Linked DNA regions of Homo sapiens: region 1 is linked to region 2. A link is a loop called in an ENCODE intact Hi-C map of the cell type or tissue named here. Cell type or tissue: right lobe of liver. All regions are shown on one strand. Links, peaks and the distances in the headings refer to the core of each region. The heading gives the core; the rest is flanking DNA. Region 1 overlaps PSMF1 (proteasome inhibitor subunit 1). Region 2 holds the start of TMEM74B (transmembrane protein 74B).

The links. Peaks named below come from ENCODE experiments on the same cell type or tissue, not always from the same donor. Only the 100,000 strongest peaks of a DNase experiment are listed, where the experiment ranks them.
Region 1: a loop joins it to region 2, with 4 times the contacts of the local background. A loop is called at or near these places in 7 of 110 quality-filtered maps.

The regions. Positions count from the first base shown.
Region 1 is chr20:1,125,208-1,130,582 of GRCh38, forward strand. It overlaps PSMF1 (proteasome inhibitor subunit 1), which reads left to right. Exons shown (of 7, transcript NM_006814.5): 2 at 291-443; 3 at 2,219-2,301. Among named protein-coding and RNA genes, the nearest start is that of PSMF1, 9.3 kb to the left of the region's middle. In right lobe of liver, for the core only: no CTCF peak of the experiment used is centred there; no DNase peak of the experiment used is centred there.
Region 2 is chr20:1,182,886-1,188,260 of GRCh38, forward strand. It overlaps TMEM74B (transmembrane protein 74B), which reads right to left and starts at 2,096. Exons shown (of 3, transcript NM_001304748.2): 1 at 1,417-2,096; 2 at 886-1,063. The coding sequence starts at 916. In right lobe of liver, for the core only: a CTCF peak has its summit at 3,046 (motif pointing left); a DNase peak (open chromatin) is centred at 3,036; H3K4me3 peaks cover 1,694 bases; H3K27ac peaks cover 420 bases; H3K27me3 peaks cover 780 bases.

The DNA of each region.
Region 1 (5,375 bases), core at 308-5,307, 57 kb before region 2:
GTGGGATGGGGAAGAGATAATTATTAAACCAACACTGCAGATTCTTGACAGGTTCCAGTGCTGTGTCAGAAAGGTAGCTCAATATGAGGGAGAGCGCAGTAGAACAGAAGCCCAGAGACCTGGGCCCTAGACCTCTCTCTCGCTGTAGGATCTTGGGCAAGTCATTTCTCTTGACCTCCACATCTTCATCTGTGAAGTGAGGTGGGTAAGATTAGCTTATCTCGTGAGGTTCTTTATAGTTCTGTGTTTTGAGTTCATGATCTTTCTCCTCTCAACTGTGGTCTTCCCAGCCGGGTCCCAATGATAAGAAGTCAGAACTGCTGCCAGCTGGGTGGAACAACAATAAAGACCTGTATGTCCTCCGGTATGAGTATAAGGATGGGTCCAGAAAGCTCCTTGTGAAAGCCATCACCGTGGAGAGCAGCATGATCCTCAATGTGCTGGTGAGTCTCTGGGACACGTGAGTCTGCTGATGAGATGGGGATAGGAATGGCTGTTTTGAAACCCATTTAACGGTACGAATCCAGAGCTTCAATGTTCATGTAGCCCTTACCTAGTGATCCCACTTCTGGAACTTTATCTTAAGGTGAGAACCCTAAGTATAGAAAACCTTCGTGCACAAAGGTATCCACCACCTGGAATTAAGAAGGAGGGGCTTTCTGTCAACAGGGGAATGGTTAAATAAGGTAAATCTATTCAGTGACAAGATAGAAGGGAAAAACTTAGGTAACCCCAATGGGCTACTTCAGTTCCTTAAATAAATTGAATTCTTTGCTGCCTTGGAGCCCTTGCACTTTACATTTCCTATGCTGGAAGGCTCTTCCCCTCCCCCATCTGCCACTCACACAGCCCTTCACCATTCCTTCATCCTGGACAATTCTCTTTCATTTTTGACTTCCTCAAAAATTTCAGTTCTGACTACCCAGTCCTACTCCCCAAAAAAATCTAAATTATGTCTCTTTACGCCATCATTTTATTTTCCTGCCTGACACTCATTGCAGCTTGTAATTGTGTACTTATTTGTGCTTTGCTTTTATTCTGCCATGGGACTATAAGTGCCACAAGGACAGTGACTTTCCTTTTGTTAACTTTTTTCTTAGTGGTTTGGGTGTGACCATGTAGAAGTATCCTGCTGTATGTATTATACTGCACTTTGCTTTTTTTTCACTCGGTGTTTTGGAGGCAAGACCTTGACATGGAAATACATATAGATATACCTTATTTGTTTTAACTATTATATAGTTTCTCATAGCACCATAATTTCTTTATTCCTTTCCCTTTTGATGAACATTTAGATCTCGTGTCAGATAGGGTTCTTGGTTTCAAACAACAAAAACCTCTTGGGTTAGTTTAAGCAAAAAGGGTTTATTAAAAGAACCAGGATCACCCAGGCGCAGTGGCTCGCACCTGTAATCCCAGCACTTTGGGAGGCTAAGGCAGGTGGATCACTTGAGGTCAGGAGTTTGAGACCAGCCTGGTCAATATGGTGAAACCCTGTCTCTACTAAAAATATTTTTAAACCTTAGCCGGGCGTGGTCGTGGGTGCCTGTAATCCCAGCTACTTGGGAGGCTGAGGCAGGAGCATCCCTTGAACCCAAGAGGCAGAGTTTGCTGTGAGCTGAGATCGTGCCACTGAACTCCAGCCTGGGCAATAGAGCAAGCCTCTGTCTCAAAACAAAACAAAACAAAAAGAACCAGGATAGCTCATTGAAACAGGTTTAAGGCTAGGTTTCCAGAAGCAGTGTCCCAAATCATGCCCCGGAAACCACTGCTGCCACCACCACTGCCCAGTATTAGATACTGGCTGATTCTGTCTGCCCTGGTGCACCCTTCTCTTAAGCTGCTGATGTGACCCCCTGGCCTCTGTGCTACCCTCATTAGCAAGATGTCTGCCCCTTGCTGGGTCTGCATCTCCGTGTTGCTCACCTGCAGATCAAAGTTGATGCATCAGTTCAACACCTCAATTACCATGCCTGAGCCCTTTTGCAAAAGAGCCTGGGAAGTAGGTGTTTTAGTCTCTGCCTTGGAAAGGCAATATTCCTAAATCAGAGAAGTCTCCAAGCCTTAGGAAGGTATTTCATATAAACAGTCCTTATATATGTCTCTGTGGACATATGTGAATATTTCTTTAGGTTGAAGACTTTGTTACTCTCCCTTCACCCTCCCACTCTTAGCCAGAAATATCCCAGTCTCTCACTTTCTATTTTCACCCATCTAGGAATATGGCTCACAGCAAGTGGCAGACTTGACCCTGAACTTGGATGATTATATCGATGCAGAACACCTGGGTGACTTCCACAGGTACTTCTAAATGATGTCTCTTCCCTGGGAAAAAGAAGAGAGAACTAATGGCAAGATATGAGGAATAGGGTGGATGTGTCCAGAAAATTAAGGAAGGTGAATGGAAGAACCTTTTATTTCTGGGCACAACTTCCTAATTTTCTTTTCTGTTTTTTATGTATTTGAAGAGGAGACTTCCATAGGAAATGCCACATGAAACAAGATGGTGCAGTCAAGAGTCCACAAGTGCAGTGGTGGCTGCAGAGTAGAGGTGGAGCCCGGGCAACTCATTCAGTCAGAGCAGACTCCTGGGAGGATGTGTGCCTCATTGGGTCCCCAACCCCAATCTCCAACTTATTTAAAAAAAAATTATTTTCTTTAGGGTCGTTTTAGGTACAAGCAAAATTGAGCAGAAAGTGCAGAGCATTCCCATATTACCTCCTGCTCCCATACACCCACAGTTTACAGCTTCCCTGTGTCAATATCCCATACATAATGATTCATTTGTTACAACTAATGAGTCTACATTGACACATCATTATTAGGGCTCAAGCTTGCTGTTGTGCAGTCTGTGGGTTTTGACAAACAGATGAGAATGTGTGTCTATCATAGTATCACACAGAATAGTTTGACTACCCTAAAAATCTGTGCTTCTCCTATTCTTCACTCCCTTTTCCCTAACTGCTGGCAACCACTGATCTTTTGACTGTCTCCATAGTTTTGCCTTTTCTAGAGTGTCACATAGTTGGTATCATACAGTAGTATGATTCTAGACCTTTTCAGCAGATAGAGCTAGGAAAATTTTTCCTTATAAGTTTAAATTGCCACCTCTGTTTTTAATATAACACTACAGGATTCTTTTTCTCTTATTCCATACTTATATCTCCCTTCTCCTGTGGTGAGAACCCTGATTCCCAGCAGCATCAATGTATTTACTTATTTATTTGATCCTAGAATACACACAAATATTTTCTGAATTGCTACATCAGTGCCTACCAAGAACAAACCTATTAAGTAAAGTTCCAAATGACTTATTTCCAGTTCTTTTTGTCTTTTAACTATGTTCCACAAAAGATGTAGGCAGAGTAGTGTGTTCCAAAGGTACTTAGATTAGTGCTTGTTTTTAAAATCAGTATAATGAAATTATCTGTTTTATATATAGTTAAGCTGATTTATGTCTGCTTTATTCCATTATAGGGATTTTCCCCCCATCTTCATTGACCTCCTCAGGGTTTTATTTTTTATTTTATTTTATTTTTTTGAGGTGGAGTCTAGTTCTGTCACCCAGGCTGGAGTACAGTGTGACTGTTCAAGCAATTCTTCTGCCTCAGCTTCCCGAGTAACTGGGATTACAGGTGTGCACCACCACACCCAGCTAATTTTTGCGTTTTTTTGTTTTGTTTTTTGAGACGGAGTCTTGCTCTGTCACCCAGGCTGGAGTGCAGTGGCGCGATCTCGGCTCACTGCAAGCTCTACCTCCCGGGTTCACGCCATTCTCCTGCCTCAGCCTCCCGAGTAGCTGGGACTACAGGTGCCCACCACCACGCCTGGCAATTTTTTTTTTTTGTATTTTAGTAGAGATGGGGTTTCACCATGTTAGCCAGGATGGTCTCGATCTCCTGACCTCGTGATCCACCTGCCTTGGCCTCCCAAAGTGCTGGGATTACAGGCGTGAGCCACTGCACCCAGCCAATTTTTGCGTTTTTAATAGAGACAGGGTTTTGCTGTTGGCCAGGCTGGTGTCGAACTCCTGACCTCAAGTGATGGGATTACAGGTGTGAGCTACCGCACCTAGCCACCCTCAGAGTTTTAGAGTGAGCTTGGCATCACTATAAATGCACAGTTATCAAACCTTAACCGAACCTCAGAACTGCCCAGAAACCCTGTTGCATTTAATAGTATCTAATCAGCAATACCCTCTTTGAACCTATTCCAGTCCTCACAGACTTTCAAACCACTGGCCTCCACATTCTGGCCACTCCTCATTTCTCCTCCCCTCTTCCATGCAGCTTCTGTGTGAGGAGGTCTTTTACATATTCCCCTCCTGCATGCCACCCTCCAGTGTATTTCCCACGCAGCAGTTGGACCAGTCTTTCAGACATAGATCAGATCATAGTTAACAACTCTGGCTTAAAACCCTTCAGTGATGCTGCTTCACACCCATTACGATGGGTAGTATCAGAATAACCAGAAAATAAACAAGCGTTGTCAAGGATGTGGAGAAATTGGAACTCTTGTGCACTCTTGGGAATGTAAAATGGTGCAGCCACTATGGAAAACAATATGACAGTTCTTCAAAAAATTACCGTATAATCCTGCATGTCCACTTCCGGGCATATACCCAAAAGAATTGAAAGTAGGTCTTGAAAAGATATTTGTACACCCATGTTCGTAGAAGCATTATTCACAGTAGCCAAAAGGTGAAAGCAGCTTGGCTGTCCATTGATAAGATGAATGGATGAACAAAATTTGGTATGTAAATACAGTAGAATATTATTCGGCTTTAAAAAGGAAGGAAATTCTGGCCCGTGCTACAACATGGATGAACCTTGAAGACATTATACTAAATTAAATAAGCCATTCACAAAAGGACAAATTCTGTGTGATTCTATTAAAAGTACCTAGATTAGTCAAATTTGTAGAGACAGACAGTGGATGGTGGTTGCCAGATACTGGGGCAAGAGGGGAATAGGAAGGGGAGTTAGTGATTAATGGGTACAGAGTTTGTTTTGCAAAATGAAAAGAGATCTGGAGATGGATGGTAGGTGATTGCACAACAGTGTTAATGTACTTAACAGTACTGAACACTTAAAAATGGTTAAGATGGTAAATTTTATGCATATTTTACCACAGTTAAAAGTCTTTAGGGAATACTCATTGCTGTTAGGATAAAGAGCACAATCCTTGATGAGGCCTTAAAGCATTCACCCCTTCAATCTCACCTTGTACTGCCTTCCCCGCATCCCTGTGCTTCAGCCACAGTGTCATTCTTCTGCCCTCTTCAGACCTCTTCCCTCTGTCTAAAGTGCTCTCCCTGACCTCACGTAGCCAACTCCTGTTTATCTTTTGGTTACCGATTTAAACGTCAGTTCCTT
Region 2 (5,375 bases), core at 83-5,082:
TTTAGATTTTACATTTTAAATGTTGGATTCCTGGCTTCTCCTGCAAAATGAAAGAATCTGGCCACCTTAGGCCCCCGTTCCCTTGTAACACTCGCCTGGAGTTGGCAATCGGGGCTCTTAGGCAGATCTAGCCTCTCCCCGACAGGTCCCACCTCAGCCCCCTTCCCTGCCTGGCATGTGTCATTCCTAATCCACAGCAGAACTGCATCATTCCTTGTATACACTGATGGCCTGAGGGCACATACACTCAGAGCCCTAGGCGCACAAGCCATGGGCTACAGAGACCACCAGGTGCAGAGTGGCTCACATGCTCCGGTGTGTCTACGCACACATACATGCACACACACACGATTCTCTGCATTCTCATGCCGGAGTTTATTCTCCAGTGCACTGTGGTTCGTTCTCTGTGTGTGTGTGTGTGTGTGTGTGTTTGTGTGTGTGTGTGTGTGTAAATATGAGCAAATGAAGTGAGGATGAATGGAATGAATGAATGAATGAAACTCAAAGAGCCTCAGTGCAGGAAGACATGTTTTTCAATCTTTCTGACCTTCTTGTCAATATGGACTAGCATCAGACACCTCCTCTTAGCACATATAGGGCCTTTCATGTGAGTACAAAGCTCTTTTCCCTTTACAGCCCATTTCTATCACTACGTCTCTCTTTCCAGAGTCTCAATTTAGTAAATGTTTACCAAGCACCTACTAGCTGTTGAGCCATGTACCCGACACTTCATGCAGGAGTATCTCATATCACCCTCACCAGCCCCACGATCCGGAATTACTGTCTCTATTTCATAAAACATGGCCAAGATCCCATGGCATGTATGGGAGGGTGGAGGACAGGAGTTGAATGCAGATTCCCTAAGAATTATTATCATGTACAAACCTGCAAACTCATACCCCTGTGCTGGTGGCATCACTCCACCAGCCTTCCCTGGCTCTGCATCCCTCACTCATAGACTCTTCATTTTATCCAGCTGTTTATCAGCAACCGTGAGCACCTTGAGAGCAGGCATAAGTTTGAATTCCATCTGGGTCCCCAGCCTGCGCCCAGACTGCTTTTACTTTCCAGTGAATAGACAGAAAAAAGAGATGTGTTTGTTGGTTGGCTTTTTACTCTTAGCACCAAAAACATTTTCCTGAGTGCCCAGCCACAAACAGGGACCAGCAGTGGGTGCCACATGGGTGCTCAGAAGTGGCCCCCACCCACACCCTCAGCACCTTCCACCCAACTCAGCTCCTGGAGTGGCCCAGGAACCCCTTTCCCAGACTGATATATTGATGCCTCCACACCCTGGAAGAAATCTGGAGCTCCCAAATTCTGGGAGCAGAGCTCTCCTTCATGCTGCAGGAACCCAAAACTTTTTTCTTAGGATGCCACAGTGAGAGGGCAGAGAAAAATGAGGATTCCTCTCACCCAGAGTTAGGACATCTCTCTGTTTCATGCCCAGGTTCAGAGATATTCACCAGTTACACAAAGGCCGTGCCCAATTACCCTAACATAAGCAGAAACACACCAACTGACATAGCTGCTCCCGCCCACCATTCACACCCCACGACCCCACCAGTTACTAATTTCATCTGCAGTCAGACAGGTCCTGAAAGGAACACTCCAGTTCCACACACACTCCCCCAGCAGCTGTTCCCACAGCAGTACCCACAGACACCCAGAAGTCACGTAGTGTGACCCTCGGATCTTCGGGCCACGCGAGTACCCCGTCACACGCACACGCGCGTACACACACACACACACACACACACACACACACACAAAGTGCCCCTGGGAGTGAGACCCAAGCCAGATCCACCAAGACCCGCAGGGGCCCAATACCCCACCCGCCGCGCGCACTGACACCCGGAGAGAGGGACGCACAGCGGCTGTGGGTGAAGCTTCACAAAACCCAGTCGATAGACACACGCACGAGTTGTACACAAAGCCTTGGGGCGCGCAGATACGCACACGCAGGTCCACGCTGTTGTACCCAAAGTTGCGCGCAGAAAGCCCCAGCACGCCGGCTGCCCACCGCGCCCGCTCCCGCCGGCCCAGTCCACACCCCCTGCTCCTGCCCTTGCCCACAGACGCGGGACCCGGAAGGCCGAACCGGACCAGGCGGAGGCCCGGGGAGGCCGGGTCCCCTGGTCGCATGTCCTTCGGCGGGCCGCGAGGTCAGGCTCGCCGTCCTTCGCCGCCACTCCCCGCCCCCGGCCCTCGGCCTCCTGCCGCCCCCAGCGGTCCCCTCTCCGCGTGCGTACCTGTGCCGGGCCTCCCTCCCCGCCTCACCACGCTGGGGCGAAGGGCGCCCGGCCGCCGGCGGGCGAGGGTGCGTCCTCTCCGGTGCCCGTCCGCCTTCCTGCAGCCGGCGTACGCCTGCGGGGGTCTCGCCTGCGGGGGTCTCTCTCCTGCGGCGCAGCCCGGAGGGCGCGGGCCCGGCCGCCACCGCCTCGCCCTCCCGGTCTCCCGCCCCCTTCCCGGCCCGGCCCGGAGCCACTGCCGAGGCGCACGTACCTACTCGCGCCGCGCGGAGCTGTACGGCGGCGGTGGCGGCCGCTGGGGAGGCGGGGGGGGGATCCGGGGACGGAGGGACGGGAGAAGGGGCGGGGGCCGGGGCTCGCCGAGCGCCGCGGAGGGAGCTCCGCCCGCGGCCGGCGAGGGCGCCCGGAGAGTTAGCAAGGAGAGGGACAGGAAGGCGGGTGATGGGCTGGGGCGAGGGTGCGGGGGCTCCGATCCACCGTCCTCCCCTCCCCTCCAGGCAGATCTGGATCGCCGGCGCCTGGGCTTAGGGAACTGGGGCTTGGAGCCCGCGGTCCACGGGCGCAGGGGCGGGGCGGGCGGGGGCTGCTGAAGAAGATCCCTCCCCACCACCGGAGAGCCCCTATTGCGCCAAGCGCAGGTGCCTCCCCACTCCTCACCCCCACTCTGCCACTTCCCCTTCCCCCCACCCCCACCCCGCACGCAGCCCCCAGGTAGGACCCCGGGTCCTCTCCGAGGTCCTTAGGTCGGGACGGTCTCCTCGGGCGCTTGCGGCTCCGTGGCTCAAGGGCGCCACCTGAAGGCTGCAAGAAAGAATCCGACGATCCCCCTCCCCCTTTTCTCTGCAATTTTTTTCTCCGTGGGACAGTGGAGTGCTCCGCCCAAGAGGGGTGTTCTCCTGGGGGCATTGCCAATGGCCAAACACACCCTCACCCTCCAAGGCCCAGCTGTGGGGCCTCTTCTCCTGGAACCCCTCCCTGGGCACACACCCACTTACCCCACGGGCCCCTCCATCTGGGCTCTCCTTTTGCCCGCACTGTTTGCTCTTGTCTCTGACGGTCGTGATTTTGTTTAAGGGTCAGCCTCCTCCATCGGATTGGCAGCTCCTGGAGAGCAGGACCCATGTCTGATCACCTAGAAGACCTAGGTGGGTGTGGGTGAACAGGCTGTGAAAAGGGGTGACTTTCACTTCTTTCCTTTACAGGGCCGGAGTTAAGATGAGTCCAGCGAAGTGCCTAGAGTACCAAATTCATGGAGACGTTTCCTCTTTGGGGAACACACGCCAACCCCAGAGACAGCTTTGGTCTGAATCGTGCAGGTTCCGGGAAGACACGGTGACCAGCTGAATCGTGTGGTCTCGGTTAGTACCTCTGGCCTCTGAGCCTGTATCCACTTCTGTCCATGAGGATTGTGAATGTGCAGGCTTTGAGGGCTCTGGGAAGGCCAGCAGAAGTTGGCCATGTGGAAGGACAGGCGAATGAGTGTGCCATGTCCTGCTCCTCGGCCACCTCATGAGCGGAGCCTGACCTGCCCTCCTCCAAAGTTCTGTGCAGCCCTCCCCAACCAGGAGACTGGAAGTCACCCTGGATGATGGATGCCTGTGCCTTCAAGGCCAGCATAGCCTAGCCCTAGGCAGGTCCACCAGGGCTGGGAAGGCCTCCATTTCCTCCCAGCCTTGCAGAGGCCTGGCCCGTTGTTAGAGACTTCAAAGGGATGCTAGCCCTGGCACCACACTCCTGTTCAAATCCCAGCTCCACCCCCACAGCTGGGTGCCCTGGTGTAAAGGACTGCCCTCCTGGAGCTCGGTTTCCTCCTCTGTGAAACGGATGTAGGAAGTGTTATGGGAATGGGATGAGATACCGCCTTTAAAGCACTCACTGTTCCTTCCCTCAGTCATGCGCTGTCCTACCTCAGCCTTTGCGCTGGCTGTTCCTTCTGCCTGGGACGTTTTTCTTTCTGATATTTCCCGCACTCACCCCCTTCCCTCACTTCCTTCAAGTCTTTGCTCAAATGCCACCTTCTCAGAGACGCCATTCCAGGCCATCCTTTCAAAAATAGCAGTGCCCCAGCACTCTTTACTCCCTCACTCTGAATTTTTCTCTATAGCACTTACCAACTGACATTAGTTTCTGTTTGCTTATTGCCACCTCCCCTAAAAAATAAGTGCCAAAAGAAGAGGGTTTTTGCCTGTTTCCCTCCCTGCAGTATCCCCAGACACTAGAAAAGGGGCTAACACCTAGGAAGCTCTGGATAAGTGCTCACTGAATAAAGAACAGAGAAAATGGGCAAATATTATATACTAGTTAGCTAGGTAGACTCCATCCCTACACTCAGGAAGCTTGTATTCTAGTGGGAGAAAAGGATAAGTAAATGTAACATTGCAGTTATAGTAAATGCTACCAAATAAAAGTATAGAGTGCAAGCCTCAAACAAGGGTGCCAACCTAGTCTTGGGGATAGGAATGGCTTCCTGTAAAAGTGTGGACTGAGCTGAGATTAGAAGGATGAGTAGAAGGCAACCAGATAAAGAGGGGAGGAAAGAGAAGTCCAGCAGAGCGCCTAGCATAGGCGAAGACCTTGGGGTAGAAGGAAGTGTGTGACGAGTTTGAGAGTTGCAGGAGACCAGTATGGTTGTCATGGAGGGCCTGATAAGGAACCTGGTAGGAGACGAGCCTGGGCTTAGCAGGTCAGGTCACTGCAGAGCCTTACAGGCCAAGTAATTTGTTCTTTATCCTCAGAGCAGTGGAGAGCCTCACTGATGAATGTAAGTAAAGGGTTAACAAAACCTTTTCCTCTTTTGCATGAGAATTTGACCTTTGGAAGCTCTGTTTCCTGGAAACAGATAAACATATGTCTGCTATGTTACTAAGCAACATTGCTTCTGATAAAAATGACCCCTGAGGAGGAGGCTAGAATGATCCATGTGGCAACAGATTAGAATTGGAGATACCAGAATGAACTCATGTTTAGCTTAATATAGATGCAGATGATTACATACAGAAAGTTATATATATATATAATACACACACACACACACACACACACACACGGGCTAGTATACACACATTTATTTCCTTACTGTCAGGCGAGAGGGCCTAGAAGCAATGATACTCCATAGCAACAAGC